2 separate regions of the Homo sapiens genome follow, and region 1 is linked to region 2. The links are chromatin loops, found by intact Hi-C in ENCODE. Cell type or tissue: PC-3. All regions are shown on one strand. Links, peaks and the distances in the headings refer to the core of each region. The heading gives the core; the rest is flanking DNA. Region 1 has its middle 12 kb from the start of FOXD1. Region 2 overlaps LOC124901002 (a long non-coding RNA gene).

Region 1 (16,375 bases), core at 5,417-13,416, 140 kb after region 2:
TTCTAGCTCATCCACTTACAGATATATGACAATGGTAAACTGCTTAACCTCCTCATGCTTCAGTGATTCCTTCTTTTTTTTTTTTTTTTTTGTTTTTTTTCTGTTTGTTTGTTTTTTTGGAGACAGGGTCTCACTCTGTCACCCATGCTGGAGTGCAATGGAGTGAACATAGCTCACTGCAGCCTCAATCTTCTCCTTAGCTCAAGCCATCCTTCTGCCTCAGCCTCCCAAGTAGCTGGGACTACAGGCTTGCACCTACACACCTAGCTAATTTTTTGTAGAGATGGGGTCTTACTGCATTGCACAGCCTGGTCTTAAACTCCTGAGCCCATGGGATCTTCTCACTTTGGCCTCCCAAAGTGCTGGGATTACAGGTGTGCACCACCATGCCTGGCCCAGTGTTTCTCTCTTAAAAACCTTGTAGGATGGCTGTGAGAATTAAATGAACTAATTTATGTCACATACTTAACATAGAACCTAGCCTAAAGTACTCCATACATGTTACCTATGTAGTGGTAGCTTTTATGGGGTAATAGTATTCATGAAGAAGAAAAAAGTCTTAGTAGGGTCTTATGAAGACTACAGAGTAAGGAGGAAAAGGTCTTACAGATATGGACTATAACATCAATAGTACAAATTGCAGGAAAATTGTGGTGTTGGCTGGGATAGTAAGTTTGGCCCAGTTGTAAAAGGTCTTGAACATAAGATGAACTTAAGACTTCTTCATGTAATCAATAGAGAATCACTTTCACTTCTTAAGCAGAAGTGTAGCATGATAAAGATGTTTTGCAAAGTTTTAGTCTGCTGCATATATTGGGCAATGGGAAGACTAGAGGTAAGGAGACCAGAGAGAAAAAGGTATTTCAGTGGTACAGGAATAGGGTAAAAGGTGCCCAATCTTTGACGATAACAGTGGGAGTGCAGAAGGGAGAAAAGGTGAGTTTTTGCAGAGGAAGAATTAACTATACTTGGTGAATGACAGGATGTGAGAATTATGCTGCTATTTTTTATACATTCTATTTACAAGTTTAATTTCTGTTCCTTCTTCAAAGGTCATCTAAAATATTACCTCCTCTGGGAAGCTTTCTCTATCCCTCCCAGATAGTTATTTTTCTCTGTCAATCCTGTCAATCAGTTCATATTTCTATGACAACACATCAAGAATTGTTGTATTTCGGTGAGTATACATATCTCGCCACCTCCAACCAGATGTCTAATATTTTTGTATCCACATCACACTATGCCTGGCACACAGTAGGTGCTCACGATAAAAGAAAGAATGAATAGATGATTAAATCTGGGTCTTTGGTTCCCCTTGATCATTTTTTTTTTTTTTTTTTTTAAGAGATGGAGGTCTTGCTGTGTTGCCCAGGGTGGTCTCAAACTCCTGACCTCAAGCAATCCTCCTGCCTCAGCCTCCCAAAGCACTGGGATCACAGGCATGAGCCAACACACCCAGCCTACAATATAAGTATTTTAAGGTGAAGTTTATTTGTATTTTTTTCAACCCTTATGCTACTTTATGGCTATAATGTTATACAGATCCAAGAATCTCAAAATAAATGCCCAATTTTTGACACTTTTTATAGCATTTTATAAGAAGTGGTTTTTCTTTGTTATTAATTTTTCATATATTTTATTGACTTGTTAAATGAAAATATTCATAATTTTTCTAAGAATTTATGTAAGGATATTGTAGAGCAAAGTAATGTATCATACGTTGCTTTTTTAAAATAAACTGTTTTCAAGCAAAAGAAGAACAAAAATTTAATATCATTACTAGAGATTTTTCTATAATAAAACCATTTTGTCAGCTACTCACAATGTAGTTCTTCTGCTCAAGTTTCTTAGAATCTGTGTGGTCTCTTCTGAATTCTTTAAATAGACAGGAGCCCATCTATGTGAGCAGGTAGATGAATGGGTGCAATGAAAGAGGCCAGTCTCTTTCTCCACATATAAATCTCCAAAAATAATAGGATACATGTGTGCAAAAGTGGTAAACCACTAATAATATTTATAACTCCACAATTCCTAGTGGAAATAAAATAATAAAGCAATAAAACATTCGAGGAAAGGAACAAGTACCATGGTTAAAACGTTGGCATCAGGGCTTGAAACTTGTCTGAAACCCAGTCACTCATGATTTGGAATGTTTACAGTAGGAATTTAGATTGTTTTATGTCATGGTCCACTTACAGATCGGCAGGCCAGATCTCATGGGCGGGATCTGTATTAAACCTGTGCCATATTCCTATTGAGCACAAAGACTGAACATGCTCTTCATCATTAGAGACTTTTTGCTACTTAATTGGTGGTAGTACTGGCTGAGTCACCCTTATGCTTTGGTAGAGGGTAAAGGGAGTTAATTATGTGTAGTTTTTAAAAATTTCACTTGCATGGCCGGGCACAGTGGCTCACGCCTGTAATCCCAGCACTTTGGGAGGCTGAGGTGGGCAGATCACGAGGTCAGGAGTTCGAGACCAGCCTGGCCAACACAGTGAAGCCCCATCTGTACTAAAAATACAAAAAATTAGCCGGGCATGGTGGCAGGTGCCTGTAATTCCAGCTACTCGGGAGGCTGAGGCAGGATGGAGGCGGAGGTTGCAGTGAGCCGAGATCACACCATTGTACTCCAGCCTGGGCAACAAGAGTGAAACTCTGTCTCAAAAATAAAAAATAAAAAAATTCACTTGCAGTAGTTCAAAATTATAAAATAGTTAAGATAATGTATATTGCTTTGTCTTAGAAAAAGATTAATAAATGCTATCTTTTAAACATTTGATACCTTGTTTAATATACTACTTCTAAAATAAGCCATATATATATTCAGAAACCATCTTTAAAGCATGACTAAAAAGTGATGCAATTTTTTTTCACCCTTCATCAAACTTACAGGAATGTTCTCCTCTAAGCAATCACCCTGGGAGCACACCAATATCAATAATACTGCCATTCCTGAGGACATCTTGAGAACTCTCCTTTTGTAACCAGTTTACAAGACACACAAGATGATAAATCTTCAAGGATATGTTAGTTTTTGTTTGTTTGTTTTTACTAAATTTGTTCATCCACTTTATTCAACATATTTGACTCAGTGACATTTGGCCATTTGCAAAATTAAATCTACCTTCAAAGAATAAAGTTTTTCAAATGAATGGGCAATTTTTTTTTTTTTTTTTTTTTTTTGCATTTCAAAAAGTTTTCATGATGGGGCTTATTGATAGAAAATGCAATTGAAAATTATCAGTTTTTAAACATTGTTTATAAAGTACCTGTTGCAAGGACAGAGCTAGATAATTACCCTTATTAATTATTGAAAAAGACAATGAAAGCACTTGCCATCAGTGGAGTTTTATTAATGACACAGAAACTGAAGGATCCTTTACCTTTTTTTAACTATTTTTTAAAATAATTATAGACTCATAGGATGTTGCAAAAATAGAGTTCCATACACCCTTCACCCAGCTTTCTCTAGTGGCGACATGTAATTGCAATACAATATCAAAACTAGGAAACAGGCATTATATAACACTGCTTTTTGTGTGCGTGTGTGTGTATTTTTTGTTTGTCTTTGTTTTTGTTTTTGTTTGAGACAGAGTCTCCCTCTGTTGTTCAGGCTGGAGTGCACTGGCGTGATCTCAGCTCACTGCAACCTCCCCCTCCCAGGTTCAAGCAATTTTCCTGCCTCAGCCTCCTGAGTAGCTGGGATTACAGATGCCCACCACCATGCCCGGCTAATTTTTGTAATTTTAGTAGAGACAGGGGCTTCACCATGTTGACCAGGTTGGTCTTGAACTCCTGGCCTCAAGCGATCCACTGGCCTCAGCCTCCCAAAGTGCTGGAATTACAGGCATGAGCTACCGTGTCTTACAGGCATGAGCTACCATGTCCGGCTCAGAAATTGACATTGTATGTCACTGTTTTCTCCCCCCCGCCCCCAAGACGGAGTCTTGCTCTGTTGCCCAGGATGGAGTGCAGTGGTGTGATCTCGGCTCACTGCAAGCTCCGCCTCCCGGGTTCATGCCGTTCTCCTGCCTCAGCCTCCCGAGTAGCTGGGACTACAGGCGCCCGCCACCACGCCCGGCTAATTTTTGTATTTTTATTTTTAGTAGAGACGGGGTTTCACCGTGTTAGCCAGGATGGTCTCGATCTCCTGACCTTGTGATCCACCCACCTCAGCCTCCCAAAGTGCTAGGATTATAGGCGTGAGCCACCGCGCCCCACCGTATTTTCACTGTTAAGTACACTACAGGCCTTACTCAGTTTTTGCCAAGTTTTACATGCATTCATGTGTGTACTGTTCTATGTAGTTTTATCCCATGTGTAATTCAAGTAAGCACCATAACAAGGTAGAGAACTCTTCCATCAATACAAAGGAACTCATTCCTGGTCCCCTCTTACATTCGGACCCCCACCCTTTCCCTGTCCTGTGTAGGCCACCAATCTGTTCTCATATGTACAGTTTTGTCATTTTGAGAATGTTACATAAATGGAAATATGCGGTATGTAACAATTTGAGGTGGACTGTTTTCCCTATATTGCCCTTGAGATTCTATTTGTTGTGCACATCAGTAGTTTATTTCTTTTTATTCCTAAGTAGTATTCCTTTGTATGAATATCCCAGAGTTTTACCACTGAAGGACATATGGGTTGTCTTTTTTCTTTCTTTCTTCTTATTGTTACAAATAAAGCTACTATGAACATTCATGTACAAGTTTTTCTGCAAACATAAATTTTCATTTCTCTGGGATTAATGCCCTAGGACATAGTGGCTGGGCTGAATGGTAAGTGCGTATTTAATTTTGTAAGTAACTGACAAACTATTTTCCAGAGTGACTGTGCCACTTTACATTCACATCAATAATGTAGGAGAGATCCAGGTTTTTTGCATTCTTGCTAGCATTTGGTATTATTGCTATTTTAGCTATTCTAATAGGTCAGTAGTTCTAATTATTTTTGGAAATTGCTGATTCAATGTATTTGGTCTTATGATAATTCAAAAGAGATGGATTTTTGCCTTCACATTGTCTTCCTGGGTATGAACTTCAAGCCTTATTTTATACTGATTTTTAGCTTTAAAATTATAAAAAGATGTGTTCATCACTTCGTTTACCAATGTCCAGCATAAGTGACCAAAAACTCACTTCAGGCTCTTCCACCTGCCCTTATAATTTCTCCCACGTCATAAACATGCCTTTGTCTAAAAATATTGTCCTTCCTGGAAAAAAAAAAGTCCTATTGGCTGCCTTCTGTTTCTGTTGAGGGAAGGAGGACTAATGTTGGGCTGCACTGGTTGCCTCTGGTTGGTCACTCGCAGCATAAATTCTACTGTGAATTCTGGCTTTGTGGCTGGCTTTTGTGGGTGGATTTCTGGGGATGCTAGGAGTGAACAGCACAATCATAATTCTGCAGGTTTGCTCTGTTCAAAGTTAATAGGTCTGTATGGTGACCCATAGATGAGACAAAGTAGAGACTGCTATGTTAGTTGCAAAATGATCACTTTACTTCAAACAGAATTCAAAGTGCCCTTGAGAGGCTGTTGCATTAAGTACTTGCACGGCTGAGGTGGAACACACAGGATACAATTTACTTTCCCCCTCAAGTTCATGCCACTCTTTGTGAAGAGGCCCAAAGTGCTTACTACTAGTCTTAGGGAATGAAATGGCAAGGAGGAAAAGAATCCAATTACAAAACAGCTTGTGGCTTCTGCTCCACTTACATTTACCCACAACTGCATCTTGAAAATGATGTAACTAGCAGTTACTATGTGTAAATCATTTCATTTTATTTACTTATAATCATAAAATTACCTCTGTTAGTTGATAATGAAATGTTGGGGTTTGAGGAGGGTCATATGTTTTAATTTCAGGTTAAGATAAAGCTTTCCAGCATTTGCTTCCCATTCTTTATCTATCTAAATTGACTTATCATTTATATTATTCTATAAATAGGAGTTTGAACAGATGAATATCACAAACATACTGATGAGTAAAAAAAAAGTCAATCAAGAGACTCCATACATATTGTATAATTTCATTTATATGAAGTTCAAAAACATGTAAAACTAACCTGTGGTGAGAGAAATGAGAACAGTGGTTGGAAGTGGAATGACATTTATTGGATACAGGCACAGAGGAGTTTTCTGGGGTGTTTAAAATACTCTGTACCTCTGGTGGCTACACAGGTGCATATATATGGACAATTCACCAAGATGTACACTAGGAGTTGGATACTTTATTGTATCTATGTTATTCTTTAATTAAAAGTTAAGCTAACAACTGAAATGAAAAAAATAAGAGGTTTGGTGATAACATCACAGGCAGAATCGATTTTGGTTTTTCCTCTCAAAGTTTCCAGGAATTTTTACATCTTACAAATTGTCATTTTCTCCAATGCAAATGAACTGCTTTTCTCACCTCTTTCCTCTTCTCTGCCCCTCCCAGTTTCTAAACTAGTTAGATTTATGGTGCAATGTCATGCATACTGTAACTGTGAAATTAAAATATTGTGAAGCAGAGTGTGGAAGCAATAAAACCCTATTAAGATCAGTTTAGGCCTTTAAAAATTCCATGATTCCTTTCACTCACATGACATCTTTCATTCCTTTTTTTGAAGTTTGGATCCAAGGAATTTTGCATGCTGTGGGTTGACATTTAGTTAATAGCATCTTTTGCTGAGGTTCTATTTTCTAAATTAACAAGATCAAGAACAGTGACCTGATGATATTTCTTTGTACATCTGGCTCTTTTCCAAAAAGAAGGATTAAGGGGATGGGGGGCGGGGTGAAGAGAGAGAGAGACAGAGAGAGAGAGAGAGGAAATCAAACCCCTTTTGGTCACCTTTATTTTAGGGCAAAGTTTGCTTCAAATTTTTGTAAAAATATTAGATAACTTCTCATCAACAAAAGGAACAAACAACGCCCTCCCCACACAAAATCTGTAGTTGCAATATGTCTACTATTTCTCTTTTGCTTCCCTGTTATCCTGTGTCTGCAGTTCTTTCTAATGAGCCATGAAAAAGACAAAGAAAAAATACATCTACATATAAACTATGGGGACAGAATCAACAGCTTGCCTAAGGAATTGAACCAAGTCAGGTTTAACTTCTTAAGACAGATTTGGAGATGGACTTAAGAGGGAAGGAAGAAGACTGAGGAGTATAGTAAGAATCTGTCTGTCTAGTCACACAGTAGGTGCTCCACACACATTTCTTTTAAAAAAAACTGGTAACAAAAAATACACATTATTTACGCAAGCGAGGAACTCCTACAGCATAATGTTTGGCCAAGATAGTGACTTCAGGATGGCACCCGACCCACTTTCCTCTCATTCCCAAATGCTTACTTGGAAATTCCATGTTGCTAAAAGTGAGGACGAGGAGAGGGAGGAGCTGGTAAGTATGTGAGAAATACGGAAGACAGATGGAGAGGAAAATGTGTAGCCTACCGAATGCAAAAGGATGCTTTCCAAGACAGAAGGAGGGAACTAGGCGCCTTTTTTCCACTCCGCTGACCCCAACGTCTGGGCTGTGCGTTGTAACGCAGTTGGCGGGGCCTTCAGCTTGGGATGAGGGCGAAGGGGCTCGGGATGGGTGGGAAAGCAAGGACCGGGCAACAGGTGGGGAGGTGGCGGACTTTTGTCTCGGGGAAGGAAATCGGCTGTGCTGAAAGGGCGGAAAGCAGTAGCGCACAGAACTAGTGTCTGCGGGGTCCCGGGCGCTCTCGCCTTCGCCCTGGGCTCCTCTAATTAGAGAGGGGATGCAGGGTGGCATTAGTTCCCAAACGTTTTAATCGAGCCTCTTTTCAATGGCCAGGGATAAATGTAGCCACTGTTACTCTGTGCTGAATGGGTCGCAAAGGCCCCCGCCCGGCCCCCAGCGAGGCCATTCAGGCGTCTTTTCACAACCCCTAAGCGGTTCAGTCCCCGGGCCTAGCGACACTCCAGAGCGCTCCTAATTAGTCTAATTAGAAAGGTGGATTGATAGATGGAAAGAAGACAGAGTTGGGTTAGGAAGATGCTCAATGCTGCCAATCTCGGCTGGGTTGCCGCTTATTCTCTGCGTAAAGAAAAGGCCGCAAAGAAGGAAGTTGGAGCCGAAGCCCGCGCTGGGGCTGGGCTCTGGCCGGATCGCAGGCTGGGCGGTCTTTGACCCCCCGCGCCTCCCGCCCACAGCCGGAGCCCGGCAGCTGGAAGCACCCGCTACCCCGGGGAGCGTCTCCAGGCCGCGGTCTCCGGCCTTCGCCGAGCGAGGCGGGCGGGAAGGTAGGGCCGCGGTGGAGCGGGCACGGCCTCCCGCCCCAGCCCGGAGCCTCTCCGCCCCGCCGGGCCCCGCGGCCGCCCCTTCCTCACCCGGAAAATCGTGGGGAGGCGCGGCGTAGCGGCCGGACCCCTGGCCTCCGCGTCGGGCTGCGCCACGTGGCAGCTCCCAGCGCCCTCCCGTCCCGGCCTCGCATGCTGTCGGGGGAGCGCCTCGTCCCACTCAGGCCGAAACCCCAGGAAGGAAATCACTCTGGGCTGGGGACGCGGCCTTTCTGCTCGCGGCTGTTGGGTGATGTGCCCGAGGTTTCTCTGCCCTTCTCCGGGCGCAGGCCGTTCATTCGCGCCGCCGCTCCTGAGGGTCGCTGGGCGCAGAACCGCCTCGGCCGCGGCCCGGCCTTAGGCGCGGCCTCGCGCATTCCTGCGCTCGCCACAGCCGGCGGGAGGCGGGGAAGGGAGCAGCCCGGGTGGCTTGGAGAACACTGAACCTTTAATTGGGCTATAAATCAGACAGGGGAGTGCGGTGGAGTTTATGCAGGTGTAAAAACAGAGGGGAAAGCCCGGGCCGAGCAGCCAAAGCGCCCGGGCAGGTCAGAACCTCCAGCAAACTAACATCTTGATAAGTCCGCTGACAACAAAATAAACAGTGGAGAAGGCTGGAGGGCGGGGGGCGCCGTGGCCCGCGGCTGGTTCGCAGCAGCTCGGCGGCCTTCTGCGAGGGGAAGGCGGGCCGCTCTCGGCTTTGTGCTTGGGGCTTTAGGAGGGGGGCGGTTGGAGGAGAGAGAGAAGCCGAATTATCTCCCTTTCCGCGTCTCATTCCCGTGGATGGAGGGCCCCGGGAGCGTTTGACGATGGCAGTTTGGGGCGTGCGCGCTGCCTCGTCGGCCCCTACGACGTCAGGCGCCGGAGCTGCCGGGGCCCCGGGCGAGCGGGCAGCGGCCCCCGCGTCCCTCCCGGACACAGCGCCACCGAGAGGCCGAGCCTCCCGCTCCTGTTGCCATTTCAAGGGCTGACGCCTGGAAAACACCGCCAGGCCCCTGGCCGAAGGAGGTAACTAACCGAGTCGAAACGGCGATCAGAAATTAATTCAGTGCCCTGCTCAGGAGCAAAACCGTCAAAACCCCATCGAGATGTTGGCGCAAGCGGATTCACACACAAAGGAAAACAATAAAAGTCTCGTTAGATCATTTTTCTGGACATTGTTTAAGGTCTGAAAGGGACCAAATCGTTTCAAAATGTTGCCAGTAAAAATTATCCTATGTGGAATGCAACTAATCCTTTTAGGTTCCTGTCAACTGTTTCCACAAAAGGAATCCGATTTTTCAAATCAAAGATCCAAAAGTCTTTGGGGAGAGATTTATTACATGCCAGAGCTTTAGTTACAGAATAGAGTTACAGTAACAACCCGCGCCCACCAACTCCCTAAAATAAGGGATCCTATCCTACATAACTCTAAAGACCTGTGGGATATAGTTTGCTGGAGTCCTGCTATCTATGCAGATAGGGAGGGAGGCCAGGAAGGGGGGAGGAAGGCAAAGAAATAGTAAATTCCTTAAATAGAAAAACAGAGCACAGAATGCCTCAACATTTTATTTTTCTCCTCTGTACTCCCAGTTACTTCTGGAGACAAAAAAAAAAAAAACAAAAAACGCCAAGACCCAAACTTGGTGATTTGGAAGCAGTTCCTTAGCAATGACAACTTAAAGGTGAAATAAATGCAGAAAAACTCTTGGGTGCTTATGCACCACCCCCCGTGGTCCAAAACCTGGATTTGCTGTCTGCCTTTTGAAGATGCGACTACAACTTCAGCAAGTGGGAAAGTGTTTATTTAAAAGTTTAGCAAGGAAAATATACCTGGTTTAATTTTAATTTTTTTATTTGTAATAAAATGTTTAAGCCTGCAAAAAGAAAAAAAGTGCCCTAGGGTTTTTGTTGTTTTTGTTTTACTGGGTCTCTGTATTTAACTCTCCACAAACCCATGTGAGCCTAAACTCATTCGGAATAGGTGACTGTCTCTGTTCACAATGATATCTGAGGGCCTGAGCACAAACCATCACCCTCCTCCTTTTCAGCTCTTCACAGAAAACTGGCAGCTAGGGATAGGATTCAATCTATTAGTAAAAAGCTGTAAACACTTGGGAAGAAATTCAAATTCACAGTGCCTGGAAACTTCTGGCACTGAGTTGCCTCCATACCACATAGGCAAAGGTGCTCAGGCGTTTTAGTCATTTTGTGAGTAAATTGGCAACACGAGAAAGATATTGTCAAGAAGCTATTATTAGTTTCATTTAGACACTAGGGAGATTTTTGGTAATGAAAAGAAATCGTTTTAATGGAGAGATTTTAAAAATATATCTTGCTAACTTTCCCTCCATCCCATTGTTTCCTGCTAAAATGGCTTGCTCTTGTTGTTCCATAGCGAGTGCTTATTGGTGGCAGGAATTCTTTAATTTGTTTCTTATATTTAAAGCAGGAGTAAAGGGATTTGCAATATAGCAGGTGCTCAATAAATAGTGCAGACTAATCCCACTTTTCAAAGCTTAGAGGTTAAATAGATGATCAGTAGATAAGTAGAGGAAAGAAATAGAGCAAGAGACTAGAAGAGCAGATTTAAAACACCAGTGGTTTGTTTATTTTAGAAAGGGAAAGTTATCTGTCCAAATACACATCTGGCTAAGTAAGAGAAAACACATGCCATCTCTTTTATCCTCATTATATCTAGAAGAACTAATTTATTTCATAGATAGGAATGGAAATTTTGAAGATAAATTTTTATATATGGCCAAAAATTTCTCTTAACTAATTTAGGGATTTAAGTATATGCCAAAATTTAGAAGTTTTTCCTTTTCTTTTTTTCCTTGAAAAATAAGGATGTGGAAAGAAGCCACAAAGGGATAATTCTTACACATTATACAGGTTTTAAGTTTTCCAAAGCATTTTCACATAAATTGTATTACTTGATTCTCACAACCTCTCCTACCCCACAAGAAAAATGCAAATAATTATGAAAACTGATCTAATGTTTAATTTCAAACTATTCTTTCTTCTCTTGCAGTCTTTGGAGATTTTTTTTCTTTTGGCTTGTGATTTTTTTTTCTTCATAGTCCATCATCTAACAGAACAAAATTTTGCACAGTTTCATACATATATGAAACTCTCTGCATAAGAATAAGCAAAAATAGGCCAGGCGCGGTGGCTCACGCCTGTAATCCCAGCACTTTGGGAGGCCGAGACGGGCGGATCACGAGGTCAGGAGATCGAGACCATCCTGGCTAACACGGTGAAACCCCGTCTCTACTAAAAATACAAAAATTAGCCGGGCATGGTGGCGCGCGCCTGTAGTCCCAGCTACACGGGAGGCTGAGGCAGGAGAATGGCGTGAACCCGGGAGGCGGAGCTTGCAGTGAGTCGAGATCGCGCCACTGCACTCCAGCATGGGCGACAGAGCGAAACTCCGTCTCAAAAAAAAAAAAAAAAAAAAAAAGAATAAGCAAAAATAGAGAACCAGTTATTTTTCCTTCATAATAACCCTTTCTTATAGACCTTTCCAAAAATGTGTTGCTTCCTTTTGCTGCTGAAAAGATCTGTCTTCCAGCTATTTTAACAGGAATTCCTAGACAAGTAAGCAAAGACACTTCTGCCTTCTGCCATAATTAATCTCTGCCCTCCCCTCTTTGCCAGTCTATTATTGATGAGTAATTGCAATAAGAATCCTTGGTCTGTGCCTGACTCCCTCTGGGACAGGGAGATCCAGGCAAGGCCGCAGGGCCTCAGATTCAGCCTGTACCCACCCACCTCCACCCCACACCTGTTCCTCTCCTGGTGCTCAGTGGACTGGTGGGGCCTAGGTTTTTGTTGTTTTTTTAAACTCTAGAATTAAAAAGAAAAAAGTTTCTGGTTTTTAAAACAACATATTTTCTCCAGGAAATCAATGTTCTCTTGCATTAAGCACTGTCCCTTGGAAAGATTGCCATACACACTCTCCTTTGCTCTCTGCAGCTTACAGGCACAATCCCTGCACTGACTCTGGTATGGATGTCTTCAAACTGAACAAAACAGTGGCCCCAGCCCATGCTTGAGGAGGCTAGGCTACAACAAGGCTTCTGGGTGGCAATGGGCAATGGTAAGCTTGCAGGTAGTCTAGAATTCCCCCACAAGCATTTTAGGAGACCTCTGGCAAGGCAGGTGGATTAATTGTATAGGGGCGGAGGACTGGCCCAAGCCACATCATATACAGCTGTTCAAAGAAAACAAAATATCTTCAACAGTATGCTGGGAGAAGGGGCATATCCTCAGAAAAATTTTTCATTTTCTCATTAAGTGTTAAACCAGTTGATCTGACTCCTTATGTATTCTTACCTTTTCCACACAGAGAGGAGGTGTCCCTAAGGATGGTTGTAAGACCCGCTTAGCAGTTTAGCAAAAAGTTCTAAACTAGAGGATCTTGACCATTAAAAACCAGCAAAAGAAGCTGAGGACATGGGTAAATGGTACAAAATAAGCTGCGTGTGTGTGTGTATGTGAGTGTGTGTGTGTGATAAATACTGTTGATGCCAAAAAATGGGGGGGCGGGAGGGATGCCAGGAAAGTATCATGTGTATCATGTAGAGCTACGTGGAGGAAGCTAATGCCTCTTAAAATAATTAGCTATCAATTCCAAATGAATCTGAGATGAGTTGCTAGAGTATCTCTCAGAAGACCTGGGTGGAAGTGGTAGGGAGGAGGGTGTGGCAACAATGCCAAAAAAAAAAAAAAAAGAAATGTGTAAGAAATACATGACTCTTCTGCACAGTGACCTCTAAGGAAACTTCCCTACCACAGTTGTCATTTAATAAATCACAATGATGGCAACAAAGTAGCAGTGTGATGTAACAAAAATAAGATGGGTTTTAAATGCTGAAGTCCCAGTAGCTGTGACCTTGGGCAAGTCATTTAATCTCTTTTGAGCCTTGATATCTCTATTTGTAAAATAAGGTCAATAATAATTCTTGTCCTCACTATTTCACAGTGCAGTTGAGAGAATTATTAGTGAGAGTCCTTTTACAAAGTCAATCTGTGGTGATGATAGTGACTGAATAGACAGGAAAGGGGTTCTGGGACACTGATAACATCTGCTTCTTGCTCTGATGCTAGTTATGTAATACATATGTGGCCACTGCGAGAAATTGTTAGGATTTGTGCACTTTTCCAAACATATGCTTCCCTAAAACTTTTACTTTTAAAAGACAGAGTAGCACAAAATAGTTTTTTCAAGGTGGTACGCTCATGATAATAGCGACAAGAAAAACTCTAAATGTAAGTCATCAGAAGCTCATCACTGTTATCTTCGTTTCTCCTCCTAGCCACCATGTATGGAGGCTTGGGAATCAAAGGAGATCTATGAGAATCATCAGTTGTTTTCTCTGTGTGTGCTTTGCATCTTACTGACTAGTATTTTACTAGAGGAAAGAAGCTGGAGGAATGAACCAGGAAGTTTCCTACATGCCAGAGGGGTCAACACTAACAAGAAAGAAGCCTAAGCTGTTCACATCAAGGGAAAGATGTGATTAGAGAGATGCGACATGCAAAGAAATTATCTGAAAAGTGAACTCAGTTGGGAAAGTATAAGCCCTAAAGAGCCCTGAGCAGCTGGTCATGATCAGATTCTCCATCTTTCTGTCAAATGTAATTGTATCCAAGTTGGCAGGGTATTTATTGCTAAAGTCGAAGGGCCAGATTTTACACTAAACATATTTACACATTTACATTCGTTGCCCTATAAACACACCACGTTTCACTGGCCATGACATCAAACACATTTACCAACAAAAAGCATATGTCTAATTACAAAATCATAGAGGAGGCAAGTGGCAGCTGATGGGCAACGAGCATGCATGCCTGTGTATGTATATGTGTGACCCAGCTGCACCACCAGGAAACCGACAGAGATGAGAATGAACGCAGACAATGCTAGGCCCACTTCACTTGTCCTCTGCTCTCCAGGCCTGTCCTCATCTGGTTTAGTTCTAAAGGGGATGATGGAACCCTGGCATTCCAATTAGATGCATGGTTTCCCCCCTGGAAGAGCCCTGAGAGACTAGGGCAGTTCCTGGGCAGATTTCTGATTTGGATTGGGTTTGATGCTGATATGACCTTTAAATTGCCCCCAAAATGTCTCTTCTCAGTCAGTAATAAAAATAGGTGTGAGCAGAATGTGTAGCCAGCAGTGAATTTTAAAATTATAACTAGAATCCTTGATTCCTGGCTTTGGGTAGTAAGATCAGATCCCTATCCATCAATAGCAGTTGTAATAACACCGTTAGCCACTCCAAGCTTGGTCCTCAATCAAACAAGGAAATCAGAGCCACTGGGGCTAGAGAGAGAAAAACACAACAGGCACAGCCTCAACCACTGGCCTCAGACGGCCTTTAATAAATGACACAGGCTGGTATTCCATCAAAATAATCACCTTCCATCAGAATAACCACCTCCCCCAACTCTCTCAGTGGACAGGCTACAGGAAGAAATGGTAGGTTTATAAAAAAGAAAAAACTGTGAAGGGCAGAAAAGCCTTTTCCTGAGATGAATGCTTACTACATTCACTGCAAGAATTTTGATAATAAATATATCCAGAATTCCAGTTCCATCAACAGAAAGTTTGGCCAAGAAAGAGCTGCCAAGTAGGGGCCAGACAAGTTGAGATGTGTAAACATACAGATGCTTCAGGGAGTGAAAAGTAAGAAGCGTCTTCACAATTTTTTTCCTTCATCTCCCCAGTTCCTTTTTTTCTTTTTTTAAGGGGAAGGGAAGTGGCCCTTAAATAAATGCATGGAATAGGATGGACAGGAAACACGTTGTTGAGAAGATGCACTAGCTTCTTATTTTAAAGAAATAAAATAATTACCCAATAAAGAAAAGAGAAATCAACCAAGGAACGATCTAAGGTCATGACACCATGTGTGGTACAAGGAGCAATTCAACCCATAAGGGCTTCATTACCCCCGCAATAGATAACATTTGGCTAAACCTAGCTGCAGATTAAATCTCCGCGCACAACAGAGCCCTGAATGGAGAGGCTCCTTTTTGTGTGGTCCTTCTCCGGGAGCTGCCTGAACCATCAGCCCCAATATATCCCTCTCCCTATTAACTGCAATTCCCTCCCGACTGAGCTTCGGTCATTTGTCTCGAGGCTCTACGGGGGCGTTTGATGAGCAGAGAAACAAGGAGAAGGGGAGAAAAGCGTCGGGTTAATGAGTTGTAGCAAATCCACACTTTGTAGTTGGGAGGAGGAGAGCTGGTGGCCAATGTTTGTTCAACTGGTTTATTTTTCGAGACCCAGCCTATTGAGGAAGGCTTGTTCAAGCAGGCTTCGTTCCTACAAACACACAAACATCCTTCTGTTTGCCTACAAAGAAAAGGGGACCAGCGCTGGATTTGCATGCGAATGAGGAGCCCCAGGAGGAGACGTCCTTGCCCATCAAAGGCCGCGGTAGCCTGGCGGCCCCGCAGCCTTTGTTCCAGCACCTGCTCGCCTGCACGGCCTGACGGGGCGCGCCCCGCGCTCCTGGCTCGCCCATCCAGGGTCCACGGCTCACTCGTCCCTCGCCTGCCCCGCGGCCCACACCTCTCGCAGCTCATACCTCACCCGCCCCGCGGCCCTGCTTCCCCCAGTCTCATCCTCTCGGGAGCAGGCCCGCAGGGTCTGCAAGGCCAAGAACGGAACCCCAAACGCAGAGGGTGGGGAGGTGAGCGGCAGGACGCAAAACTCGGAATCGAGGCGGCTTGGGTTTACACGTTCCTTTAGCTCTGGGCTCACGCTGCTCTCCACCTGTTTAAAAACAGGCTTGCGGTCTCCAGTGGGGGCGCGTGAAGCGGGATCCCAACCCCGGGCCCCGGAGCGAGGCCTGGATCGCCCTATGCCTTCTTGCCATTCTCTTAAATGCACTGACACCCCTGGAGGTGGGACCGGTCCTGGCACTTTTGAAGACGTGGGAATATGAACGAGAGACAAGATTAACCAGAATTCCCCGATTTCAGGACATCCACGCATCGCGCAAAAATTAAAAATACACACGGTTTTGTTCTTGGCTCTCTTCGTAATTATTTTCAGATCTAAATTTCAGATGCGTGCGTTACAGAAG
Region 2 (16,375 bases), core at 5,183-13,182:
TTAGTGTATACGACACACAGTACTTTATGTATGCTATCTATTTAATACCACAATATCTCTAACAAGGCATTATCATGCCTATTTTTCAGATGGAAAACCAAAGCTCAGGGAGTTTTACATGGGCAGGCAGCTGGTGAGGGCTGAGACTGGAGCCAGGCCAGTGGTCTTCAAAGGCTTTAGTCAAACTTTTTGACAGATATAAGAAAACCGAACTAAGGAAAATACTTTCCTGGGATCATCCCTATATGAAGTGGCAGACCTGGAATTGCTCCCTGTTTCAAAACATGTAAGCTCCTCAAGAACAGGAACTTTTGTCTGTTTGTTCATTGTTGTATCTCCAATCCTTAGAACTATGCCTGGCTCAAAGTAGGTGCTCAATAAAATATCTGCTGAATGAACAAATGCAATCTAATCACCAAACTTACTCTGAACGCTCACCAAGTGTGAGGCACTGCTCTTATGAGAAAAGTAATGTAAGAGACATTCTAGTTTGTTTGACTAAACCTCACTCACCACAGAATACTCACAAAGGGCTGTCCAGAAACAGAAATGTGATAAAAGCCTGCATCCCGAACTTGGTGCCAAATTTGTACTTTTAGACTTGAGAGGGTATGGAGCTTCCTATTCCCTGCCTGTTCCTCTCCTTCAGTCCTCCCTCCATGGAAATAATCAGCCACCACAGCCCAGGAAGAAAGGGAAGCAGTCCCATACCCCAGGAGCAGGCTGGCCTGCGATATCACATCAGACTCCTGGGATTCCAGAGAGAAAGGAGTCCCTGAGGCCCTGCAAGTCCACCTACGGGGGCTGTAGAGCTGGAGACCTGGGGCCTGGATATTAAAATAACACATGCATATCCACAGGCAGGGGGCGTGGGCCCTGCTCCTTCTGTAGGTTCTTTTAAACATTTATCTTCAGAAGTCTTTATTTGTGCTAAGTCACTTAGATCAAAACAAAAACACTTATTTTTGTGTTTGCTTAAACAACGTAGATCGTTTCTTCAGTTATCTCCTGGCTATATATGTGGACACATCTTAGATCTAGAGACTAAGAAAAGTATTTTCTTGCTGTCCTGTACTTTCTACACATTTGTAACCTGTGTTCATAACAAAGGTAATCAATTTCCCGACAAGTAGTTATTCAAGCTAGGTGAGACAAATAAAGGAGATAAAGAAGTTGCACGATTTAAACAAACAAAAGGAACAGTCAGCCACCAAACAAAGCCCACAGTTCCAATGTAATGATTTGAAATAGTTTTGATCTTTTTTGGTAGGGGATGGGGCCAGGTCATAACCATGTAAAAGTAATGAAAACAAACCAAGACTGCGGGGCCCTAATTACTGTCAAGTTGTCATTTTCTCCAATTGCCTTGAAGGTTTGTTTCTTTTTAAAATTCAGTGTAACCTTACAGGAGGCAATAAGGGCTGGCGAAACGCGGTGGCAGTGGAAACTAGCTGGGCGGATGCAGCAACTTTGGGAATAGTGGGATGCAGGGGTGGAAGACAGGCTGAGGGCAAAGGGGCTGCCAGGGCTTCTGAGGAGGCTCCCAGGAGACTGATAAGATCCCGAGGGGATCGGAGAAGTGCGAGGGTCCAGTTACATGTGCAGGAAAGGTGATGAACCCCAGGTTTTTATACTTGTTCATGAGGCGCCAGCCTCATGCTTAGTTTGTTTCTGAAGCATATCACCCTCACTCTAACTCCTATCTAGAATATTCTTCTCCCAGATCTTCCCGTAGCTGGCTCAGCTTTCACGTCACCTCTTCAGAAAGGCCTCCCTGACCACCAACCTGAAGTCACAACCTAGTTAGTCTCTCGCCCCTTTTCCATGCTTTTTTTTTTTTTTTTGCCTTCATGGCTGTTGGCACTACCTGAACGTTTCTTGTTTGTCAGTATATGTCCTCTGCGCCCCCATACCATGGTGTAAGCCCCAGGAGAGCAGAAACTTCCTTTGTCTACCCGACAGGGCTGAAGCCTCAGAGTCTGGATCAGTGTCAGGTACGGAGAAGGTGCTCTGGTGGAAACCTCAGTGGCAACGTTCAGCTCACAGTGGGAAACTCGGGCCTTCAGACCAGGGAAGGGGGCCGTTTGAAGATATGAGTCTGGAGTGTGACTGATGAAGCCAAAAGCAGGCACAAACTCTCTTTTTATGACCAACTTTGGATAATGAGCTCAAGCCATGTATAAAAACATTCCCCAAAAGTGCTTTTCTAGATGAAAGGGAGAAAAATAGCTAAAGTGATCCATCTTCCTTTCTTTGAGGAAGGTTGGCACCGCTTCTGTTGCTTCCAGGAAGATTGCATACACATGTAAAACCGGAAAAACGTTAATGAAGAGAAAAACTAAAAGGTAGGAGGGTGTACTCAAATATCAAGTTCTCCTCCATGTAGTAGCTGCCCCTGCCTTCATTAATAGAACCATTAAGATCCTTGTTGCTCCCTGTGCAACAATAGGAAGGGAGCTCAGGATATAGACTTAAAACGGAGGACACAGAACAGTGGACGCCAGCGGTGTCCAACTTTTTGGCTTCCCTGGGCCACCTTGGAAGAAGAAAAATAGTCTTGGGCCACACATAAAATACACTAACGATAGCTGACAAGCTAAAAAGCATCACTAAAAAAACTCATAATATTTTAAGAAAGTTTATGGATTTGTGTTGGGACTCATTCAAAACCATCCTGGGGTGCATGCGGTCCGTGGGTCATGGGTTGGACAAGCTAAGTATAAGCCATATGTTACCTTTTGCATTAAAAAGGTGGGGTAGAATAAAAAATACACTTACATTTACATGAACACTGGGGCTATATAGAAGAAGCGAATATAACTGGCTATACACTTCAAGGCCAGTGAAGTGGAGAGCAGGCACCAGTATAGGAACGAGATGTCTTGATTCATACTTTCCATGTTGTCTTGATTCTTCAACCATGTGAATGTATTAATTGTTTTTTAAATAAAAAAAAAGTAATGATTCTTGTATATAATTAATAGTAATTGGAGCCTTGTAGCTCAATGATTATCTTGCCAAAGTTTGGTGCAGGTAATATTGACAATTCAGGCTGAGAGAGCTACTGTCAGCGCCTTAGAGTAAAGAATATGAATGAAAGAGGGCACATTATTACACTCATGTCTTCACAAACAGAATCAGAGACTGAGGTGTTTCCAATTCTGGAGGTGGACTCCTGATTCCGTTTGCTTCTTAGTAATCACACTAAAATTGTATGTTTTATACAATTTCATACTAAAATTGTGTGAAAAATACGGCACCACGCTGGGTGCAGTGGCGTGTGCCTGTAATTCCAGTACTTTGGGAGGCCAAGGCAGGCAGATTGCCTGAGGCCAGAAGTTGGAGAAGGGGGCAAGACAAGCTTCTGGAATGCTGGAAATGTCCTGTTTCTTGATCTGGCTGCTGGTAACGTAGGTGTGTTCACTTTGTGAAAATTCATTGCACCACACATGTGTGATTTGTGCACTTTCCTATGTGTACGTTTGACACCAAATAAGAAAAAAGAAAAGGAAAAATATAATGCAACTCTATATGCGTTGTCATGGAAAGATGTGCAGGCCCTGTCATGTAGAGGAGCCCATGTTATACAGCCCTTTCATGTGATGCTATAGATATCAAGCTATAAGTACCTGCATGCCTAGAGAGTTATTCTGGAAAGTGGTTCTCATAAATGTTAGTCATGCTTACTTCTGGGTAAGATTTTGAGTTGTTTGGGGTTTTTTTTACACTTTCTTCTTTGTGCTTTTTTGTATTTGCACTTTTTTTGCACAGTGCATGTGTCTTTTATATTCAGAAAGTGGGCTTTTATTTTTTTAAACCCCTCATTAATTAAAAAGAAAATTTTAAACCTGCTTTTTACTTTCTATAGAGGCAAACCAGTAAATACCCAGTGCCTATCAGCCACGGACATGATGTATGTTGTGTGCATCAAATACACTTTGCAGTTGTCCCTGTTTCTAAGTATTTCCAAGGCTGGTTCTGAACAGAGTAGCCACCATCTTTCCCATCAACAGATAACACACCCCTGTCGTAAAATCTGAGGGTGGATCAAGGGAAGAGGTCTGAGTCCCCAAAAAGAGTTCAGGGTAAATGCTGTAGACACCGTAGGCTGGCTGTTCTTCCTGTCTTTGAAGCAGAGAGCAGACCGGTCCATTCATTAAACCAAGGTAAGCCGGGCGTGGTGGCTCACGCCTGTAATCCCAGGACTTTGGGAGGCTGAGGCAGGTGGATCACCTGAGATCAGGAGTTCGAGACCAGCCTGGCCAAGATGGTGAAACCCCATCTCTACAAAAAATACAAAATTAGTCAGGCAAGGTGGAACGCACCTGTAATCCCAGCTACTCGGGAGGCTGAGGCAGGAGAATCACTTGAACCTGGGAAGCGGAGGCTGCAATGAGCCGAGGTCGTGCCATTGCACTCCAGCCTGGGCAAAAAGAGCAAAACTCCATCTGAATAAATAAATAAAATAATAAACCAAGGTACTCTCCTTACCGTTTCTCTTTGTTCCATCTCTAGTCCACTGTGCTACCTCTCTTTGGCTCTGGCAGAGGGGATTTCACCAGTTTATTCCCAGCCCTGCACTATCTAACTTAGAGAGTTTCCTATTTCTCTTTCAAATCCTTTTCCACCAAAAGCCTCCTCATGTTCACATACTGGAAAATATTTAAATAGGGATAAATTACTTTCTTTTACCATCAAAGCCCAAGCTTAAAAGATAAATAACCCTGAGTGAGTTAACATAGGACCTTAAAATTCACACTAAGGTGTAAATGTCTAATAGGTATGATTTCTAAAGAGCACAATTTGGTTGGGGGATGGGAAGGGGAAAGGGAGGCATGGATCTTGCACAGAGTTGGCCAGCTTGCTGGTGTTACCTGCTTTTCCTCCACCGCAGCTCCCGCCCCCACCCAGGCCTGCTCAGAAGAACCCAAGCCACTCAGAAGCAGGAGGCAGCCTTCACCCCAACCAGACCAATATCCGTTCCAGACTCAGGATTACAACAATCTGGGAGAGGGTCAACCAAGTCAGAGTCCCACATGGCAGAAGAGCTGCTTTAGCTTAAGACTCTTAACTCTTTTTCTTCGGGGCAGGAAAGGTTTGAGCCAATGAAGGATGAGGCTTTCCAGGCCCAGGACACAACCTTGATCCAAGGCCTAGTTGTGGCTTTAATTTTTGTAAATCAAGCCTCAAGTTTTTCTTCACTCTTTTAGCCAAAGATATGTTTCCCAGGATGCATGAAATAAATAAATAAAATGTACCAAATTAGAGATTGTGAGACATGTATGTCACTTAAATCCTTTGTAGGCAAGCAGGAATCACTGATTCACTAAATTCTGTCCTAAGTTTTTTTTTCTCCTAACCATTGTCTTCATAAGATCATCCCATACTTGGAAAACATTTATCTAATTATCATCACACACAATGGGCCCGCTGCCAGCTGTTTTTTATTTTAACTTCAGATTCTTTCCAGGGTGTTTGTTTGTTTTTTTCTTGGGGGTGGGGAGTAGGAGAGAGGAGTGTGTGTGTCTGTTTTTGCTATTACACAGAACTGATCAGATTTCCTTTTATAATCACAATTAAACTTCCAGACCCAATCATCTGAATATTTCATGTTTAGAAGATCTCGGTGCACATTGACTTAGTCTCAGAAACCTTCCAAGAAAGGAGGTGAGAAACTGATGGGTGAGGTCAAGTAAATCATTCTAGAAACATAAAGAGCATTGATGGACTAGAGGAGCTCAAGGCTGACTCTGAGCTCAGTGTTCTCTCCATCAGCTGAGACTGGGTACCATGAGGTTAAGCCTAAAATACATTACTGTAGTCCCTCTAACAGGAAGGGTAGTCCTAAGAAAGCAGGGCCTTTGTACATCTTGTCCACAGCAGCCCCCACACAGCAGTGGACAAGATGCCTCATCCCCAGCACCTGCTTGGTGTTTGATGTTGTAGTTGGTGAGCAGCAAGTACTAGTAGAAAATGAATTACCTTTGTCACTCTGCCCCCTACAGTAGCGCAAGTGGAGATTCATAAAATCTCTCTACAAAACAGGACTGTCAAAGGACTGTCAGGCATTTAAAACCTGGTCAGACCAGTGGCAGCTCTCAAAGGGGCTTAAGGACAGCAATGTGGCTGACGGGAAATATGTTGGGCTTATGGATGCACTGGCACAGCCAACACAGTTTTACTTCCATTACATTTTATTTCAGGTTTCCTGATGGAGTCTATGGGGAGGGGCTCAAACTTCTTCTCCACTTCTTGGCACCACAGTGGCTCAGATCAATAGGCTAGGGATGTGAAGCTGTGCTCATGAAAATTGGAGGACCAAAAAAAAAAAAGACCGAAAGATGCAGGGGTCTTGGGAGAGGTTTCCCTCTGCTGCAGAGTCGGCCTCCCTACCCCTGAAGAGCAGGGAGTATGAGGAGGAATGTTTATGAAATGAAATCTGGATAGTCGCCCAGACCTTCAGCTATAGATAATATGTAGAACATTCTAAAGGGACAGCATTTTCATCAGGCATCTAAAACCTGTCAGAAATGGAGCCCTAAGTTACCATTCACTCTTCCACTGCGTGAACAACAGCCCATGTGGCCCACCCTCACCCCACCTCCCTGAGTAAAGTGGAGATGGCTTAAAATAACCAGTTCTCTTTAAATGCATATGTATTCTAAAGGGGCTAATCCTGTAAATAAGGCATGCCTCTGTGAGATTTACTTTTGTGAGAATCTAACAACTAATATTAACGAGTATTTAGATTTAGGAAAGAGAAAGGTACTTCAGTATTTATTGGACTTTTCTTGCTTTCTTTTTTTGGAGGGGTGGAGAAAAGAGGATTAGTGAGGGGGATGTTATTAAGTTAAGGAAAACATTATTGCTTGTTTTGTATGCGCGAGGAATTAAGTTTATAATCTAGGAGAGGAAACAGGGCAAACACCGGAATGACTCTGAAACACATCTGCGTCAATGGTAGCAAACAAATTACTGTGAGAGTCAGGGGACGGAAGCGTTTTGCAAAGCCTTGGAGGATTTTGACCAGCGGAGATGGGAAAAGGGGATGCCAGGCATGAGAAGGTTCAAGAGAAGGTCTGGGGGCAGGCGAGCCAGAGGAATCAGACTGCTGGAGAAGGTGAGACAGACAAGTGCTCACAGGAGAGGTGGGCAAGAGAACTGGCATGGGAGCCAAGGTCATCCCAGGGAGGTCCGAGTCAGACAGGCTCGGGGCCATGACCAAACTTCTGCAGTGGATCTGGTGGGATCTTGTTCAATCAGCAGTCTGCAGCCTGGTGACTCAGAGGCAGGGAAAACCACAGAGGCTTTTGGTGAGATAAGGGACATCAAGTTGGCCTTAGACAATCGCTGTGGTGGTGAGTGTTGGGTGGGCTGGAGGGAAGGGAATGGAAGAACGGGAGGCTGGCTGGCAGGCTGTCCCAGTGATCCAAATGAGGAGGAATTGAGGACTGGCCTACAGAAGGGACATAGGACATGGAGGAAAAAAGACAGGAGAGGCAAAGCATGGACTTGGAAAATAAGCAGGGAGAGGCGACTGGCCTGCGCCTTTACCCGGAGGAGTCCTTTTGAGCTATGCTGAGTTTGACAAGCTAGCAGGCCTCAAGAGCACTACTAGGAAAAGGGGGACACACACATGTCAGCCTCTAAGGAGGTGGAGGCCCTCTTGGAGGCTTTGAAGAGTCAAATGAACAGGGGGTACCAGAGGGTGGAAGCAGAGCAAGGAAAGAAGCGGGGTAAGCCTTTTGCAAAAGCTTTCAATTTTCTCTAGAACAATTTACAAGAACCCACTAGGGAGGGGAAGTGGGAGCCTGAGGGGAACCCACTAGGGAGGGGAATTGGGAGCCTCTGTTACATAGTTTTATATCTTTCAAATTTTGAACTTCTTGCATATACAGTTCTACCTGCTGTAATTCAATTTTAAACGGTTGGGCTCCAGAGCCCTGGTGGCTGCTTGTTGTAGCAGACACCCTGCTTTTCACCCACATGAAGCTCTGGTGGCCAGCCCGGGGTAGGTGTTCAGAAACCTCAATGTTTCACTCCTTTCTACCCTCTATCTCCCAGATAGTTGAAGGTTTTTTTTCTGTTTGGGATTCCACTTCATTACCTACACCGAAAAAACATAACAAAGTTCTCGGTTTCATCCCAGACGCCTACAGGTCAAGGACGTTTTGGCTAGGTCCTCTCTCAGCTGGCATCAGTGCCAAAATCCTGCGGAAAAGAAGAGAGTCTGAGAGAGTAGGGAAAGAGGTTGGTGGTGGCTGATTAGGAAACTGTGGAGAAAAGTCCTTGTCATTGCCCCAGGTAGAGCCGACCTGGGAAGCAGCATCGTCATTGGATTATCTCGGTCGTTCCCGCTCACTTAGGCCAAGCAGGCGATGGGTGTCTCGGTTCTGCCTGGAACTGCCGTTTTTCGGAGGGTGGGCCGCACCCCGCAGTGCGTCCAACTCTCCCAGCTGCCTAGATGTTCCTTGGGCTTGGGACAAAGCCCCCACAGCTTCCAGGTGGGCCCGGGGCGCACCCTAGCCCAGGATGGGGTGGCCAGCTTGCTCCCTGCCCCTCTCAAAGGCTGCCCATTCGTCCTTAATCTTTCTGGCAGATTCCACCAGGACTCCTTTACCATGAATTGTCCCACCGGGGGCCCCTGTGCCTTTCCGTCGCTGGCACCGAACTGCGTGGCGAGAGCTGGGACAAAACGCCGGAGCGGCCCGGCGGGGGACGCACAGGCGAGTCTCAGGGCCCCGCCCTCTCCCGTGTCCCCCTGTTCTGCGCGGGCGGGCTGTGCGGGCCTGGCCAGGAGCCGGGTCGGAACTCCGTGCAGCGATGGCAGCTCGGGCGCGCGCCTTGAGGAGCCGGTGGGGTGCTGGGGGACGGAGAAGGTCCCAAGGTCCGGGGCGCGCGCTTTGCTGCCGCTGGAAGCGCGCCCCAATTGTCGCGCCGCGTGGTTCGCTCGGTTAAAGCCCCGACCCGAGGGTTATCGAGCTGCTTCCGCCCAGTGGATACGAACCCGGACTGTCCTGAGTGCATTTTTTTCCTCCCTTATAGTCTGTTAAATTGACTAATAAACCCAACGCAGCGTTCTCTGTGCAGCTTCAAAAAACTCAGTAATTTCGTTAGAAAACGTTGAAATCCGACCCCAAAGTATTCAGCCCAAATGTTTAGTTAAAGTAACCCCGTGGGTTAATAAACTAAACAAAGGCAACCCATGCAAAACCGGAGCAATGAAAACCAGGCTACATAAACGAAGGGAAGTTTATAAGAACTCTTTGGGAGGAAAAAAAGAGAAAAGGCACCGGGCACGGAGGTTTAATGTGAAGCATGTGAGCGGGGCTCAGTTTACAGGTACGCGGGCCGATGGCGAAGAGCGCTGTCAAGCGGCCTCGAGGATTTCGGGGGGTTTGCGCCGCCGAGGAAACCCTACCCGGACGAGGCGAGCAGCCTGGTGGCCCTGGCGGCCGCGAGCTCCCGGCTGCCACCGCTAGGCGCCCCCGCCCGGCCCGCCGGCGCTCCGAGGGCAAACCCGGGCGGCACAGCCGTGCGCCCTGGGCTCCGCGCGCCCAAGGAAAGGGCTTCCCAGTCACCCTGCGGCGACGCTTCTCCCTCCCGGGAATGACACCTTCGCTCGCTTTCACACAGCCAAGCCGTTGGAGAGGCAGAAACAGTGGGTCCCGAGCCCGCAGGAGAAGTTCCCATCCCGCCCCTCTAGCCCTCGGGCGTTGGCAGTGGAGTAACAAAGACGCTGCCGCGCCGTTGACCCCGAAGAAGCTCTGATGAAAAGGAGGGCGGGCCGCGGGATAGGAGTTTCTACAATTAGTTTTTTCTGCCTTTACGTTCCCAAGAAGAAGCCGAGGAAGTAGAAAGGAGAGAGATCTGGGAAAGGCAAGATCCAGAAATCAGGAGCCATTATGTTTCTCATTTTGGAGAAAAACTGTAAAACAGCTCGGCCTCTTGTCCACCTTGCCCCGAAGGCAAGTCTGGATATGAAAAGAAAAAGGCGGGCAACGGAGGAGATTTATTTTTCATTTTAACTTTCCTCTCCCAGGCTTCCTCACCCCCTGCCCCCTTCGATTCCTAGGAGGGGCGGCCCCAGCCCTCGGAGCCGATTCTCGGCGCTGCGCTAGGACATCAGAGGCGATACAGGTTCGATGTTAAATGAACCTTCAGGCCGCCGGACAATGGCGCAGACCTCACACGGGGGCACCGCGCCTTCCCCCAGCCGTGCTCGGCTCCCGCCGCTTCTTTATTTCACGTGGTGGAATCCTCCGCGTCTCCTACAGCCGCCGAACCAATGGGCAGACCGGGGAGAGCGGGACGCGCAGGAGAGGGTTTGAAAGGAGGTGTGGGTTTTAATTTTTAAAGAGCATAATTGGGCTGAGGAGGGTTATTTTTTCCTTGGCCACGGGAAAAAAAAGAGGAAGAAGGGGAAAAAAAAGTCAGGCGAAACACAACACATTTATCTATCAACCGCTAGACAAGACAAAGAGGTTTTAACAACAGTTTGAAAAGAGCGGCCTGTGAATGGTTACTATTCAATTTGTATTTTATTCCCCGCTGGTCATGGAATTGAGATCAGAAGAAAAAGTGAAAACACATGGCTGAGGTCAGGGGATCAGAGAACCACCACATACAGCAAAGGGAAGGGAAAGCAATGGGAACTCGTGTGAAGAAATGGATTATATAAACAGAGCTTACCATCGCCTGCGCCCCATTATCCTATAATTTACCCTGCATGGGAGCATAGAAATATATTAAACTAGTGATAGGTTTTACCATTTCTTTACAACCCAGCCTCGTGCCAATCAAGCCTACTATATACTTTGAGACATGTTTAGAATTCTTGGACTAATGTGTTTATTTTAAATATCACAGGGAAATTATTACATCACTAGAAAATAATGCCAGAGCGGGGGTCTGCCGCCCTTTTGAAGTCCTGCTGCAACGAAACATGATTTTAATTACATAATCACTTTGAAACTATAATTATACAATAAACGATGAGGATTAAGCGGGAAGTATAGAGTACATTAAAAATTGCTTAGGTCTTGAAAAAACAAACTGAACATGCAGGGGGAAAAGAAAGAGATGAAATCCGAGGTCCTGGGAGGGGGGTTGATAAATCCTGCAATCGCTTTGCTCTGAGCTGCGGCGGGAATCGGAGCCTAGGGCTCTCTTTGCCTGGGCCAAGGGAGCGGGGGCGATGGCTGGAGTCGTGTAGCCGAGGAGAAGCCCGTAAATCTGAGACGGAATCAAAGAGAAGCGCGAAGGATGGCTTCGGGTTCGTTAGCTAACCTTTCTACACGGAAACAAGTAAACAGGGTTGTTGCCTTGGCGTTTACTAAATTCATTTACACTGAAAACCACATGTATGACACAGAGAGGTTGAGCGTTGCCAAGGACTGCTTTGTTTGCTCTTCCCTTCCAGGAGGAAGGGAACGAACGACACGAACGGCGTCGTGGGTACCCTGATGCCCACAATGAGTTTATAAATAACTGCGCATAGGTGGCGCGGGCATCCATCCCACCGCCACTGCGAACACCCCTGGGCACGCCTTGTTCCCCGGGTGCACACGCCTAGCGCGCACTCGGTTTCGCACCAGCTTTCTCTCCCTAAGCTCCTTTCCAGAAAGTTGCTCCGCTGCTTAATTTTGCTCCTGTGTTTGTCTTCAGGTGAGGCCAAGGGCAGGTACATGGTTCTCCCTTCAAAATATAGAAACTTGGCTAGGCCCAGAGTTCGCCGACGTGCGTCTCCCTCCCCTCAGCTTCCATGAGAACTTCTTCCCAGAACTTCTACAGAGCCTGGGGGCGCAGAAACCGGGTCCTGGACGCTGGTCCTCCTTGCCTTCAGATCCTGATGGGGGTTGGAGGGGGTTGCACTGGAGCCCCGTGGATGAAGAGTTCTAGTCCTGAACACAGAGTCCCGAAAGATTTTGGAAGCACCCTGGAGACAGAAGTCCCACAGGTAGAGGCTAGTGACTCTTTTCAGTAGCACCTACTTTCCCAAGTGGGCTTTGCCAGGCCAGAGCGCACTGGAGAGGGAGAGGGCGTGCAATTCCTGATTAGGGACTCATTTTTAAAAGGCTGGTTTTTATGAGCCTGGCATCACCAGCATTCCCTCCAAGGATAGCCTCTGCTCGCCTTCAATATTTTATAGCAAGTGCCCTGGGTGAGGGGGTTGGAATGCCAGTGTCTGGCCCATAAACGTCTCACATATAAAGAGTTACACGCTCCCATTTCAACCGCGGCAGAGGGGAATCCAGGTGCAAGAGGACACTCCAGCTTTTGGCTCAAGCAGAAAATTATGATTGAAAGAAGAAGCTGCGATGTTTAAATTCACCCGCAATCTGGAAGATGTTTTGTCCAGGAACTCAGACATGAGGTGTTGGGAGAAAGGAGAGAAAGTGACACTAAGAATCTTTCCTTGCCTTCACTTGGGCCTCATGATCGCTCCCAACCCTGCCCAGTCGCCCCACCAGCACGAGGCAAATGACTGTCTTCAGCTCCGAACATTAATATTAAGACATCAGCATTGCATTAGTCTGCAATGGACCATCAACGATCAAGAAAAAAATACAAAGGAGAAATGAAATAGCTCATCCGAAAAGTCCTACTGTCATCGTGTTTATTTTTTGCTTTGCTAAGCCCAAGATATAATTTACTCACTGCTCTCTTGCAAACAAAAGGGCCGTGATAGCCTGGCAACGTTGAAGAGCCCCTCTCAAAATCCCCAAGGAAATTACAACTGGGCAGGAATTCAGGAGCCGTTTTTATACCAAGCCCGAAGCGCCAACTTGCACAGTTCCTTCCCAGGATGAACACTGAAGAGGCCAAAATTTAAAAAAAGGAAGGAAGGAAGGAGACTCTTGAGGAGTAATAATAATAAGCATTATTTATCTGCCTCCTACTTAATACAAGCAATTTACCTACCTTACCTCTTTCATACTTACAGCAAAGCTATAGGGTTGGCTGGGCATGGTGGCTCAAGCCTGTAATTCCAGCACTTTGGGAGGCCGAGGCGGATCATTTGAGGTCAGGAGCTTCAGACCAGCTTAACCAATATGGTGAAACCCCGTCTCTACTATTAAAAAAAATAAAATAAAAAGCTGTAAGGTAAACATTGTAATACCTACTTTATTGATAATATAAAATACTTATACGATATTTATTATATGCCTAGCACTATGGTGTTTTACATTCATTTATGCCTTACAACATCGCCATATAGGGAGGAATATTATCCCCATTTTACAGAAGAGGAACTGAAGCACACAGAGATGATCTAATCTGTCTTAGGTCACGTGGCCATAACTGGCCAGGGATGGATTGGAATCCAGACTTGTGATATCTTGACACACTATACCACCAAAGGAAGTGACGGGCTGGGAGAAGTTGGGGCTTATCCGAGGTTCCAGGGAGGACTCCAAGGAGCCGGGACTGGAGCCCATATCTTGAGAGTAGGGATTGTGGTGCGCCGCCGGTACTCAAGGAGCCACCCGCGCGCAATGTGGAAGGGCGGCGAGTCGCCCTCGGGGCCCACAGCGCCGTCGGGCAAAGAACCAGAGGCGTGGAGCGAATGCAGCGCCCGGGAGTCAGGGCTGTTAGTGGCGTGGCCCGCCGGGCATTGAGCTGTTTCCTCCAACGCCCGGTCCCCCGCGGCCTAGGCCCAGTGTTTGCTTTTGCAGATACGTCAGAGGGAACATTCAGGAGGGGCGGGCTCCCAGGCTCCCAGGAGACCGCCCGGAGCCTCCGGAGCGCGACGAGGCGCGGGGCCTCGGAGATCTGGCCTGCCAGATTGAGGGGGAGGGGAGGGGGCCTGGCCCAGCAGCTGGACAGGCGCGCAGTGCCCGCAGCCCGCGAGTGGGCGCCCAGCTGGCTTCGCACGGGTGAGGGGCTCAGCCTGCACTTCCCTCCTCCACCCCGACCGCCGAACGCGTCCCGGCTGGCTTCAGAGTGCGCTTCTCGTGGACGTGCTGCGCGCACCCTAGGGAGATGCGCGGCGTCCGCGCGGGTCAGCGCCCCAGTACCACTCCCCAGTGTACTCCCCAGGTACACGCTTCCCTTGCGCGGCGAGTTTCAACTCAGGTCAGAACGGAGCTGAGCGGTGGGCGGAGTGGAGAAAGGTCCCGGAAATTGGCCAAGAGGGGGCGGTTTCGAGGTAGTGCCTTCGAAGTGTTGTCCAGACCAGCAGGGAGGGTCGCCTCCACCTGCGGGGCCTCCTCCAGCTCCACAAGGTAGCCCCGTAGGGACTTGCAGATCTGCCAGACCTAGCAGTGAGACCACTGCTCCCACTGAATGGCGCCGCCTGCGGGCTGGCCCAAGCTCTATGCACCGGCTTTATCTCATTTTCTCCTCACCGTTAATAACTGGCAAGGCAGTGTGATCACCCTACTTGGAGAAGACATCCTGTTCTAATGGCTTAGCATAGCGCCCATTACTTCTAGGGGAGTAACACATGCCAGTTCCTCCCATTTTATAGGAGGAAGGCACCAAGAGGGTAAACAGTCTCAATAGACACAACCAGTAGGTGCCTGAGTGTCCACTGGAATGGGTCTGCGGGCAGTCACCTGATGTCTGGACCCCTTTTACTTCTTCCACTGACCTTTGGGAGGCCAGTGTTTCAGAAAAACTCGGGGTGGGAGCTGTGGGTAGAACTGGGAAGATGGAGGGGGAGGAAGGTCCTTCGCAGAAAATCGGAAAGGCAGAAGGCCCATTAGAAGGCTAAGTTCTAGTTGGGCAGGGAGCTTTGAATCATTACTATACTCAAATGAGAAGCACTTGAGTGCCAACCACTTGTCCAGTGCTGTGCTGGGCCCTTCACAGATGAGCTGTGTTTTCCATCTTGGCTGCACATGGGGATTGTTTGGGGAATTTTAAAAATCTGATGCCCAGAGCAATTAAATCATCATTTCTAGGAGTAGGACCAAAGCATCATTTTTTTTAAAGCTTCCCAAGGAATTCCAATGTGCAACCATGCTTGAGGACTTCTGCCTTGGGGAAATTATCTTAATCCTCACAACTCCTCCACATAGCAGATACCATTACGATGCCTATTTCATCAGTAAGAAAAGCCAAGGCTTAGAGAGGACCTGTATTTGGTCCGAGTCAGCCCAGAGACTAGCACAGGTTAATCTGGCGTGACACAGCAGACATCCAGCCTGTCTGGGCTGAGTCCCCTTCTAACTTTCACCCCCAGGAGTTTACTGTGCTGGAGAGACAACCTAAGGTCACAGCAGGAAGAGGTAGGAAGGCTTCTGAAGTTTCACAGCTTCAGGCAGAGAGCTATATTCAGGGTCTTGAGTACAGAGGGAGGCAGGATGGGAAGAAAGGGAAAGTAATAGCTTTGGTTTTCTTTGGGAAAAAGTAGGTTAGGTTCCCAGATGACCCTGCACTCCAGAGTGCCCTGTCTGGGTGTCTATTACTTGAAAAGGTGGCATGTGATGACTCAAGCCCAGCCACATGGATGAAGAATCACCCCTTAGGAAGCCTGGAGTGGTGAAATGAGCACTGGACTAGGAGTCAGGAAATCGAAAACCTATCCTAGCTGAGCCATTGGCTGGCAGCATCACCTTGAGCAAGTCATAATCTCTGAGCCTGTTTTCTCTCCTGTAAAATAAAGTGGTTGGATAGTATTATCTCTAAGGTTACTTGCTGCTCATACATTTATGGTTATTTCTGGCCCTGGTGTGAATAAACTTAAGTCTGGATTCAAGTTGGAAATACAAATGACAATAGTTTAGCATCTTCATGATTTCAATTGCTTTTCAGATCTTCTCTAAAAGAAGGACTTGCTAGTTCCATTTTGACAATTAGGGAAACTTAGGCTCCAAGTTATTCAAATTCCCCTAGTAGATTCTACTTCTACTCCTGGTAACGTGTCTCCTCTCAACCCATCTGTTCAGGTCTTATAGGTCATTCTGTGGTTGGAGAACCTCGGGGCATTCAGAGAAGTAGGGCACTGGACAGAACAGGGCAGGCAGCTTAAAGCCTTAAAAACACCCTAAATAAGCTGCAGAATTTAAGCAAGGTCAGGGCAAATTTTGTCTGTGGGAAGGGAGTTGGCGGATGGAGAACTAGTCTTCTGAATCAGAGACTTTTCTCAAAGTCTTGTGTTTTTTTGTTTGTTTGTTTGTTTTTCATCCATCCTGATTCCTAGGTAATGCCTCCAAAGGGCTTTAAAAGTATAAGGGCTAGAGTCATGATTCATTATCCTGAAGAAGGGCCCAGTGTGGGCTTGTAAAGGCATTCTTGTCCAAAGCACTTTAGCTCTCTACATATATGTGTCTTGTGCCTCAGTGTCCTAATTTCCAGCTGTTCATTAGAATTAGCCAGGGAGATTTCAAAATAACCATGTCCAGGTCCTATCCAGATCAATTAAATC

What was found. Peaks named below come from ENCODE experiments on the same cell type or tissue, not always from the same donor. Only the 100,000 strongest peaks of a DNase experiment are listed, where the experiment ranks them.
Region 1: a loop joins it to region 2, with 4 times the contacts of the local background. A loop is called at or near these places in 19 of 110 quality-filtered maps.

Annotation. Positions count from the first base shown.
Region 1 is chr5:73,428,506-73,444,880 of GRCh38, forward strand. No RefSeq gene overlaps it. Among named protein-coding and RNA genes, the nearest start is that of FOXD1, 12 kb to the right of the region's middle. RefSeq lists enhancers at 7,117-8,020, 15,118-16,021, 16,022-16,375. In PC-3, for the core only: a CTCF peak has its summit at 9,232 (motif pointing left); a DNase peak (open chromatin) is centred at 9,216; H3K4me3 peaks cover 1,612 bases; H3K27ac peaks cover 1,492 bases.
Region 2 is chr5:73,289,666-73,306,040 of GRCh38, forward strand. It overlaps LOC124901002 (a long non-coding RNA gene), which reads left to right. Exons shown (of 3, transcript XR_007058818.1): 3 at 1-398. Among named protein-coding and RNA genes, the nearest start is that of LINC02230, 40 kb to the right of the region's middle. RefSeq lists an enhancer at 1,009-1,510. In PC-3, for the core only: CTCF peaks have their summits at 5,999 and 9,497; no DNase peak of the experiment used is centred there; H3K4me3 peaks cover 1,099 bases.